4 separate regions of the Homo sapiens genome follow, and all the other regions are linked to region 4. A link is an interaction called in ENCODE POLR2A ChIA-PET data of the cell type or tissue named here. Cell type or tissue: A673. All regions are shown on one strand.

What was found. ChIA-PET counts read pairs that join two places held together with the same protein. Peaks named below come from ENCODE experiments on the same cell type or tissue, not always from the same donor. Only the 100,000 strongest peaks of a DNase experiment are listed, where the experiment ranks them.
Region 1: POLR2A ChIA-PET joins it to region 4 with 7 read pairs; 1 of 35 experiments calls an interaction of 5 or more read pairs at or near these places.
Region 2: POLR2A ChIA-PET joins it to region 4 with 5 read pairs; 1 of 35 experiments calls an interaction of 5 or more read pairs at or near these places.
Region 3: POLR2A ChIA-PET joins it to region 4 with 6 read pairs; 3 of 35 experiments call an interaction of 5 or more read pairs at or near these places.

The regions. Positions count from the first base shown.
Region 1 is chr14:57,380,275-57,382,774 of GRCh38, forward strand. No RefSeq gene overlaps it. Among named protein-coding and RNA genes, the nearest start is that of NAA30, 9.1 kb to the right of the region's middle. In A673, no CTCF peak of the experiment used is centred here; a DNase peak (open chromatin) is centred at 1,047; H3K27ac peaks cover 1,244 bases.
Region 2 is chr14:57,374,177-57,376,676 of GRCh38, forward strand. No RefSeq gene overlaps it. Among named protein-coding and RNA genes, the nearest start is that of NAA30, 15 kb to the right of the region's middle. In A673, no CTCF peak of the experiment used is centred here; a DNase peak (open chromatin) is centred at 1,205.
Region 3 is chr14:56,949,865-56,952,364 of GRCh38, forward strand. No RefSeq gene overlaps it. Among named protein-coding and RNA genes, the nearest start is that of OTX2-AS1, 140 kb to the left of the region's middle. RefSeq lists an enhancer at 2,426-2,500. In A673, no CTCF peak of the experiment used is centred here; no DNase peak of the experiment used is centred here.
Region 4 is chr14:56,825,063-56,827,562 of GRCh38, forward strand. The region is part of intron 1 of OTX2-AS1 (OTX2 antisense RNA 1); the gene reads left to right. It also overlaps the pseudogene RNU6-1204P. Among named protein-coding and RNA genes, the nearest start is that of OTX2-AS1, 13 kb to the left of the region's middle. In A673, no CTCF peak of the experiment used is centred here; a DNase peak (open chromatin) is centred at 1,319; H3K4me3 peaks cover 297 bases; H3K27ac peaks cover 2,500 bases.

The DNA.
Region 1 (2,500 bases), 560 kb after region 4:
GCATGGTCCTGTGTTAGATTAGATTGGAATGCAATCATACAGTGAAATCTTTTGCAATGAATAGAATTTTAAGGTAATATTTAAAATAACACAAACTTTTAAAGTGCTATGATGTTAAGTTTAGAAAAATCAGGATATAAATGTGTAGGTATATGTGTATGTGTGTGTGTGTATCGTAGTAATCTAAAAGTAATCCTCCTGAAACTACACACAAAGACTAAAATGTAATGTTTCAAAATATTACTAGTGGTTGTCCTTTGGTTGTGGTATTATGTTGGGTTTTTCTTCATTTTTCACTTGTCTACATTTTCCATGTTTTTATGTTGAACATGTATTACTATTATAATAGATGAAATTCCCATGTTCTTATATTGGCAGAATTGAGGTACTGCTCCTCTTTATACAGATCAGGAATTCTGTGGGCTGTACAAGCTCAGAAAACTTCTCTAAAGAAAACCAAAGCTTCAGGCTGGGCCTAGCCAGGGCTCACGCCTATAATCCCAGCACTTTGGGAGTCCGAGTCAGGAGGATGAGGAGTTCAAGACCAGCCTGGGCAATGTAGTGAGACCCTGTTTCTACAAAAAATTACAAAATTAGCTCAGCATGGTGGTGCACACCTGTGGTCCTAGCTACTTGAAAGGCTAAGGTGGAAGGATCACTTGAGCCTTGGAGATTGAGGCTGCAGTGAGTCATGATTGTGCCACTGCACTCTAGTCAGCGTGACTGGGTGACACAGTGAGACCATTTCGAAATAAAGAAAGAAAGAAAGAGAGAGAGAGAGAAAGAAAGAAAGGAAGGAAGGAAGGAAGGAAGGAAGGAAGGAAGGAAGGAAGGAAGGAAGGAAGGAAGGAGAAAGAAGAAAGAAAGAGAAAGAGGAAGAAGGAAAGAAAGGAAGGAAGGAGAAAAGGGAAAGGAAAGGGAAGGCAAGGAAGCTTCAGCAATTAGCTCAGATACAGCATCCAATTGAATGGCTGTAGATAAGTGGGGTGCCCCTACCCCGCTAAAAGAATGGGGAAGGTCCTTTCCTTCCTGATACTTTCCCTCTTAATACTTTTTTTTTGGACAAAGAGCAAAATAGAGTTAGGTGATGGATTCCTTCACCAAACAAGTAAAAGAGCAAACAAAGCAACCATTTATTAAGTACTTAATGCATGCTAGGTTGGTTGAAAAGGGTCAGAAGCTAAATGTGATGCGAGGCTGAACAAAAAGAAGGATGATTACAGAACTTAAGCCATCTTGTAGGACCTCAGCTTACAGCTGAAGAATTGGTTTTACTTACTGCCTGCAATTTTGCAACAATCCTTCTTTCCCTTATCTCTCATCCCCACTGCCAACAGCAATCCCTTTTCCAGACTGCAGCAAGAATGATCTTTTCAAAGAGCAAATCTTCAACAGATTCCAAGGGTACCTTGGGATAAAATTTAACCCCCTTGGGGTGGCTGACAAGGCCCTTTGTGATCTGGTTTCAGCTCTCTCATCTTACAGGCATTCTGATCTTCCCAGGCTTCATTTCTGATATTCCAGCTTGGAATGACCTCCCCTGTCTTGTTTGTCTAGCTAACTTCTGCTTACCCTACATGTCTCAGATTAAATATTGCCTTCATTGGGAAACCTTAGCTGCCCTTGCCATGTGCATCCATTGTAGTCACTACTTTCTCTATCATAGCCCTTTCTGAATGTTACTTAAATCTCTGGTTTAATTGTCCTTCTCCTCATTGTGACTAGGATCTGTGATGGCAAGTGCCAAGTCTGTCCTGTTCCTCATGGTACCTATACTGCCTAGCAGGCGAGCAGCTATTGTTCATTGAATGAATGAATAAGTGGGTGATTAAGTGAGTTAATCTGACCATATTTAACTTCTCAAAAACTTTCTTTCTTTGAAGAGGTACTCTAATTGATGCAAGTGCATACCAAACTAAAGATGATATACATTGTGGGATGGTGGTAGTCTTGGGGATACTGTGAGTACTTCATTCAGCACTGAAGTCCTAAATCCTGTTCCTTGTTCATGGATACATAGTAGTCCCCCTCTATCCACGGTTTCACTTTCCATGGTTTCAGTCAATCACAATGTGAAAATATTAAATGCAAAATTCCAGAAATAAGCAGTTCATAAATTTTAGGATGCACACTGTTCTGAGTCACATGATGATATCTTACACCATCCCACTCTGTCCCACTCAGGATGTGAATCATCCCTTTGTCCAGCATATCCGTGCTGTTTGTGCTACATGTCTGTTAGTCACTCAGTAGCCAGCTAGGTTGTCAGATTGCAAAAAGAGTATATATAGCACACTATCCATGGTTTCAGGCATCCCCTGGGGACTTTGGAACACACCCCCTGCAGATAAGGGGGGGCTACTAATTGCATATGTGTGTATAGACTTTAAGGATTTCTGAAATTAGTTTTTCAAGTCCCTGTGGGAAAAAATAAACATCGTGATACATTGATGGATTGTTTTTAATCCTGAAAAAAAAGGCCTCTTCATCTAACAATAGG
Region 2 (2,500 bases), 550 kb after region 4:
GTTTTTACAGGCTAATACTGGATACATCAAACCCTCAATATAAATGGGATACCAGAACAACAACAGCAATAAAAAATTAATAACAATGATAATAATGATAATACTGTATTCCTTACATGCAGAAAATATTGTGGATGACAGTAAAACAACTATAAGGTAGCTGGAAGAGGTAAAAAGATTGAGTGTGGAAATAAAAAGTTAAGAAAGGAATTTTTTTAAAGGTTTTAGCTTTATAACAGAAACAATACTGATACACATTTATAATCCACAAGGCGTAAGGCATCTAGATGGCTTATAGTATTTTTCCCCAACTTTTCACTGAGTCTGTGTGTGTGTGTATTTTTTATTTTCATAAGATACACATAACATAAAATGTACCATTTTCACCATTTTTAAGTGTAGGATTCAGTGGCATTAAGTACCTATACAACGTTGTGCAACCATTACAATTATTCATTTCCCAATCTTTCCCATTATTCCAAAGAGAAACTCTGTACCCGTAAATAATAACTTTCCATTCCCTTCTCCCCTCAGCCCCTGGTAATCACTATTCTACCTTCTGTCTCTATGAATTTGATTATTCTAAGTACCTCATGTCAGTGAAATCATACAATATTTGTCCTCCTGTGTCTGGCTGATTTCACTTAGCATGACGTCTGCAAGGTTGGTTCATGTAGCATTTTTAAGTACTTCATTCCTTTTAACTCGGAATAATATTCCGTTGTACATATATACCACATTTTGTTTATCCATTTGTCTGCTGATGGACATCTGGGTTGTTTCTACCTTTTGGCTATTATAACTAATGCTGCTATACATTTTTATTTTTATTTATATATCTATTTATTTATTTCGAGAGACAGGGTTTCACTCTGTCACCCAGGCTAGAATGCAGTGGTGGGATCGTAGCTTACTGCAACCTGGAACTTCCAGGTTCAAGGTCAATCCTTTGGCCTCAGCCTCCCATGTAGCTGAGACCACAAGTGTGCACCATCACACCCAACTAATTTTTAAATTTTTTGTAAAGACCCCCTATGTTTCCCAGGGTGTCTTGAACTCCAAAGCTCAAGAGATCCTCCTGCCTTGGCCTCCCAAAGCACTGGGATTATGGCCTATAAATGTTTATAACACTGCTGGGTAGCTGTTTCCTGCTACTTCATTCTCAAGTTACAGGACTTTGATGAGCGCATACATTAACTTCCTAGTGGTTTATTGTGTTTTTGCCAGGAGTGTTTGTAGGAGGGCACTAAGGAACCCACAAATTCAGAGGCTTTGACTAATGACGTTAACGCCTAGTGAAAGACAGAACTCTCCTAGGCTGAAAGAACACTGAATTTATATATAACTTAATAGGTATTATTAGTATATTTAAAGAAAGAATGTGTCGAGATTTGGAAGTGGCTTGTATAAAAGTGTAGAAAAAGTTGAAGTGGAAGATGCAATTTGAAGTTAGAGAACCTTGATATGCAGACTGTAAATTATAAGTCACTGGAACAGACACATGCATTTTGGAGACAGACACAGAAAATGATTACAGCATGATAATGCATATTTAACTAAACAGACAAAAAGGCCAAATTATAAACTTTTTAAACAAGTCTTTCCAATAATCTGCTTGATGGTCATGCCTCATCATTTCCTCCTAGCTCCCAGAACTTTTTTGTTCAGAGTTTAACGTAATAATTAGCTGTACAATTATTTGTTTAATGTTTCGCTCAATGAGGATAGGGATAATGGTTGTCTTTTGCATAGTGCCTGCTACATATAAACATGAGTCTCTTGTAAGTTTGGTTGCTCTAATACATTCAGATCACAACCTTGAAATTACGTGCCAATACCTGGAAAGTTAAAGCTGTCAACTCTAGGTAATCCACCAAAATAAAATTGTGTTATAGTAAAGTCAATCAAGCAGCCTTTCCTGGTAGACTTTCCAGCACGTTGGGCTTCTCTCAAACTCCAGCAGAACTCAGGATTGCTCAAGATAGGAAGATACAAAGATATGAAAGAAATTTTCATTGATATTCCAAAATGATCTCTGTGGAAATGTGCACAAGCACTTCATTTACTATAATGATTCCTTCCTAGCAAGATATTTCAAGATTTTAACCATTTTATCTAAAGTGGAAACTAAAATATAGATAGAATAATGCAAAACAAAAGTACAACATAGTTGGCAGGGCTCAGTGGCTCACGCCGATAATCCCAGCATTTTGGGAGGCCGAGGCAGGTGAATCACCTGAGGTCAGGAGTTCGACACCAGCCTGGCCAACATGGTGAAAACCAATCTCTACTAAAAATACAAAAAGTTAGCCAGGCATAGAGGCACACACCTGTAATCCCAGTTACTCAGGAGGCTAAGGCACGAGAATGCTTGAACCCAGGAGGCAGAGGTTGCAGTGAGCCGAGATAGTGTCACTGCACTCCAGCCTGGGAAACAGAGTGAGACGCCGTCTCAAAAAAAGAAAAGAAAAGAAAAAAAAAGTACAACATAGTTAATAGT
Region 3 (2,500 bases), 120 kb after region 4:
ATTTTGATGTGAAAGGAAGAAGAGGAAAAGATGACTTGCCTTTTAAGGGTACAGCCAGTTGGTTTTGCACACACACACTCACTCACTTCACCTTGGCCAGAACTTAGTCTTATGACTACAGTCAGCAGTTAAGGAGGCTTGGAAGTGTTGTCTATGTTTTTGTTGGCTGTGTGCCCTAGGTCGAAAGTCTATGACTATAAAAAAAGGGGGTGTGATTATTAGGGGATGGCTGGCCGTCTCTGCCACACTCAGTGCTCTCCTCCTCTGAGAATGACCAAATTTGGTGGTTCATTTACTCTTATTAGAAAAAAATTCCAAATTTTAAAATAGTGTTGATGGTTACTATTGGTCAATTTTTTTAAAAAAATGCTTTTTAGCCAGGTGCAGTGGCTTATACCTGTAGTCCCAGCTACCCTGAAGGTTAAAGCAAAAGGATCATTTGAGCCCAGGAGTTTGAGTCTGGCCTGGGTAACATAGTGAGACCCCATTTCTGTAAAAAAAAAAAAAAAAAAAAGTTTTTTACATACTACAGAAAGCTAAACAAAATTTGGCAGCTTTAGTTCTATTAATTAAGAAAAAAAGCTAAATTCATTCTAATTTCATTTTTAATTATCAGGAAAAACTATATTTAAAAATAAATTACCTGCAAAATAAGCAACTGAGTTATACATGATCCAGTTTTATGCCCCAAGACTGAAGGAGATGCTTTTTGACACTTTGATATTAACGTTGATATTAGTGATATTAATATTTTGTATTAGTATTGCACATATTTTCATTTCCCTTTGATTTCCCATGAAAAAGTGGCAACCCATTCCCAACTTGAAGATTTATCATTGTTTTTCCCAAACTTAAAGAACGAGCAATTGAGAGAAAAGTGCCTCTAACTAGGTATGGGCTATTCCCGTTTTGGTAGGTCCTATAGTGAGAGTTGCCTTCTCTGTGAACTAAAGACAGAAAGGAGACTCATGGGAGGGTGAGGAATGGACTGACACTCTTCCTGCATCGTGGTTGACAGTAAACCACAGTACCCACTCCACAGATTAAAGCATTTTTGCTGTCTTGGGCAGTCCTTAATTTTAGTTCATTTTCCTGTACCTATTTATTTGATAGCTCATTAATTGCCTCAGAGCAGAGAAAATGTTTCCTTTAAGAAGGTTAAACAAAGAGTTTATTGACATAAGTGAATTGGTTGAAGAAAACATTATTAAGTAAAAGGCACTTATTTAAACACCAAATTAATCATTTAAAGGCAAATTAGAGGTCGTATCTCCTCCTAAATAAATAATGTTAACCAGTAATGAGATATCCATTTTAGATTATAAGCATACTTACAGGTTTGGGCTGCTGGCTGCAGTGTGCCTTAGCTTTCCAAGTTTATTCAGGGCCTATAATTACACTAATGTTTGGAAATTGCAACATTTTAAACTACAGTATATTTTATCTACAATATGTCATTTTTCATTATATGATTTTTTTAAAAAAATCAAAGCTTTCCTTTCATCCCAGCAGAAGAGAAGACTAGTGCTCTGAGAGAAGATTCCCTAGCAGTGGAAACGGATTCACCTCTGGCGCTGTTTCAAGTCACTGAACTTATCTAACAAGCTGGTGCACAAGTGCCCTTGGCATTGCCCTCGTAGCTCTGGCTGGGCCACAGGTAACTTCTCAATGTTGTAGCTGGGGCTGTGTGCACGGGCCACACCCAAACGTATTTCAGGACGCTTCTAATGTAAGTTCTGGAGACTGAAGAGAACACACAACAATTTTCATTGTGGAAGTACTGGTGTCCCCAAAGTTGTCTGGTATTTTAGCTTTGGATTTTTCCCTTCCACTTGGAGGGTGTCTTAGCCGCCTACCCACATCCAGCCACACATTTTTTCCATGCAGGCACATGGGCAATGCCCAAAACCCTGCTCCACCGCTGGGCTCGCATTAGCCGGCCTCCCAACCACGATGACTGTTAAGTGTTGACAGGTACCAGACATTCACGTTCCAGGCTCTTCCATAGCAAAACAACGCTGATACCAGCAGCTTTGTTTCACATGGCATTGCAGTTTTGTTTTTAGCCAGACAGAAGTCAGGAAGTTTAAGGTTAGTTAATCAAATCTGACGTTAGTCCACCCTGATGATCTGATCATCAGATGGTCCAGCAGATTCTCCTTTTTCTCAAAATACTTTATTGTGCACTTGTGGAGAAGATGGAAAAAAAGAATCCCAATGGAGGATAATTTGAATTGATGGTTTTTTTTTTTTTTTTTGAGTGTCAGTTCTCATCTGACTTTTTAAACCCTGTTGAAATCAATTATTCTTGCTATTATAATAATCGTCTTGATTTTGCATGTTTTATCAATGAATACTGTTCATTTCAACTCACTGCTGCCCTTATTTAGGCAACTTACGATTTTTGAATGCATGGGTCTAAATTCAGGCTTTTCAGCCTTGAGATAACTAGAGATGTCACCCAACAAGCTAAGCCTCAATGTTCCTGCCACATACTAAC
Region 4 (2,500 bases):
ATGCAAATTTGTGGATCGTTCCACATTTTTTAAATTACAAAAATAAAAAAAAAGAAAGAGAACATAAGTAGGGATTTTTTAAAGGATTGCAAAAGGTTCGGTGAAGAGAAATGAAATATACCACAGAATGAATAATATGCTAGTTAGTAAAAAATATATGAGTGTTCAACTGAAGTATGGATCCTTTCCACAATAATGGACAGACAAACCCTTTTGTCCTTAAGACTACACAATCCTTTGTTCTGATTCTGTGGTCTTTCTCCTCATCAACTAGCTGATTATGGGTCTCTGCTGGGCCTCCTTTAGGTCCTGTTCATATCTAAAGTTGGCCTATGCCAACCCGGTCACTTCTTTGAATCAGGGCTGACTTAGGAATTACAGAAAAATCTTGGTCTATAGGTGTTACTTGAAGTTTGAAATTTAATGTCAAGTGTCTTCATCAACTTTATGTCTACAGGTCTAGACATTTCTGTTCCTATTATTATACAAATATCAGAGGTAGCTCCTCCTTTAATTCTGTAGTTGTCTGTAAATTCTTATGACTGCCAATTATAAAACTCATTTTATTTTGTTCTGCTGCTGTAGAGGAAGGGGTCTATATATCCACCCCAGTGTTGATAGGAAGGGAATGGTAACTACTCTGGCTACTGCCTGGAGTTTTCTTTTCTTTTTTTTTTAGAGACGGCGTCTCGCTCTGTCGCCCAGGCTGGAGTGCGGTGGCGCGATCTCGGCTCACTGCAAGCTCCGCCTTCCGGGTTCACACCATTCTCCTGCCTCAGCCTCCCGAGTAGCTGGGACTACAGGCGCCCGCCACCACGCCTGGTTAGTTTTTGTATTTTTAGTAGAGACGGGGTTTCACCGTGTTAGCCAGGGTGGTCTCGATCTGCTGATCTCATGATCCACCCGCCTCAGCCTCCCAAAGTGCTGGGATTACAGGCACGAGCCACTGCGCCAGGCCTGGAGTTTTCTTTTTATTTCAGTCACTTACTTGTACATCCTTGGCTGAAGGATACTCTTTTTTCATATTCTTACATGCACTTCCATTATTAACTAAAAAATTAACTAAAGAACCATGTGCTTCTTTACTGGTTTTTGTGTTTTATATGAGGACATTTGTATGTGGTTCGTATATACAACACATTCTTCTCCCAAGAATGCCAAAAACAAAGAAAAGGAAAGGAAGGAAGGAAGGAAGGAAGGAAGGAAGGAAGGAAGGAAAAGAAAGAAAGAGAAACGTAACAGGCATGGCCGAAGAAGCACTCTAGCACTCTACTCTTGAGACTTGGGCTGAATACAGGGCCTACTTTGGTCACTGTTCTTTAAAACACAAAGGATGGAAACAACCGAAAGTGAAGAGAAGGAGCTATTATGATAGAAATGTTTTATGGGCATCTCTATGAGCATAGCACATCAAGGGCAGGTTTGTTAACCTTGAAGAAGAATGGCTAAAGAGATCATCTAATTAATGTCTTGAAAAGCGTGGATATTTTCTAGAAGAGGAATTTTTATAGTAGTTCTCCATGCCTTGAGAGATCCAAGATGATGAAAGAACTTAACATAGGAGCTGTTTCAGCAGAAACACACAGACTCACATCCCCAGCTTAGCTATCCTAGTGCTAAAACATGAGAATATGTTCATTGGTGGCCATTGTGGAATCTCTGTGTTTGGAGATCTCTGAGAAGAGATTTGTAAGTTTTGGTTAAATACCTTTGTGTACACCTGCCTGAAGGTAATCAAATGACTCTTTAAGTTTCCTTCCAGTTCTTATTCTATGAAGCAAACACAATTTTACAATTATTTTTATTAATTGCTGAGCAAAATATTTATTGCCAACTAGTAAATCCTAGGAAAGCTGTCTCATCTTTTGAGGTTGTAAGAAGTTTATGTTGTGAAGATTTGCTAGCCTTGAAATTCTCCCTTATAAAAGCTCAGAGTCCCAGATTGCATCTGTGATAGATTGTTTTGTGATATTTGGGGGGATATACTTTAAAATCTTTTTTCTTGTTCTTTATAGTCTTAGCATTATTTATACTTTAAAAAAATGTTTATTTTATGCCATAGGTTATATTTTATCCTTCAGAGCCCAGCACAAACATTTAAAAAACTAAACTATTTATTACATCTTGAATATTAGTTTTGACTGGGCGTGGTAGTGCAATGTAGCTGGGCAATGTGATGAAGACACCCAATGCAAAAAAAAAAAAAGAGACAGTTAATTTTATTATTTGAATTATCATACAGTAAAATGGACTTCTTTTGGTGTACTATTCTGTGAATATTTTAATGTACATATAGATTCATGTAACCACCACTACAATCTGGATACACCGAACTCTTTTAACATAAGATACTCTCCATATTTTAATAGCTTTGTCACTGAAATCCATTGTCTAATATAACTGCTCAATGAGCAAAATACATAGTAGAATATATAATACTTACTACAAAATGTAAAGTAGTGTTATGTACAATAAAGTGCTTTACTGAAGATATTCTTAA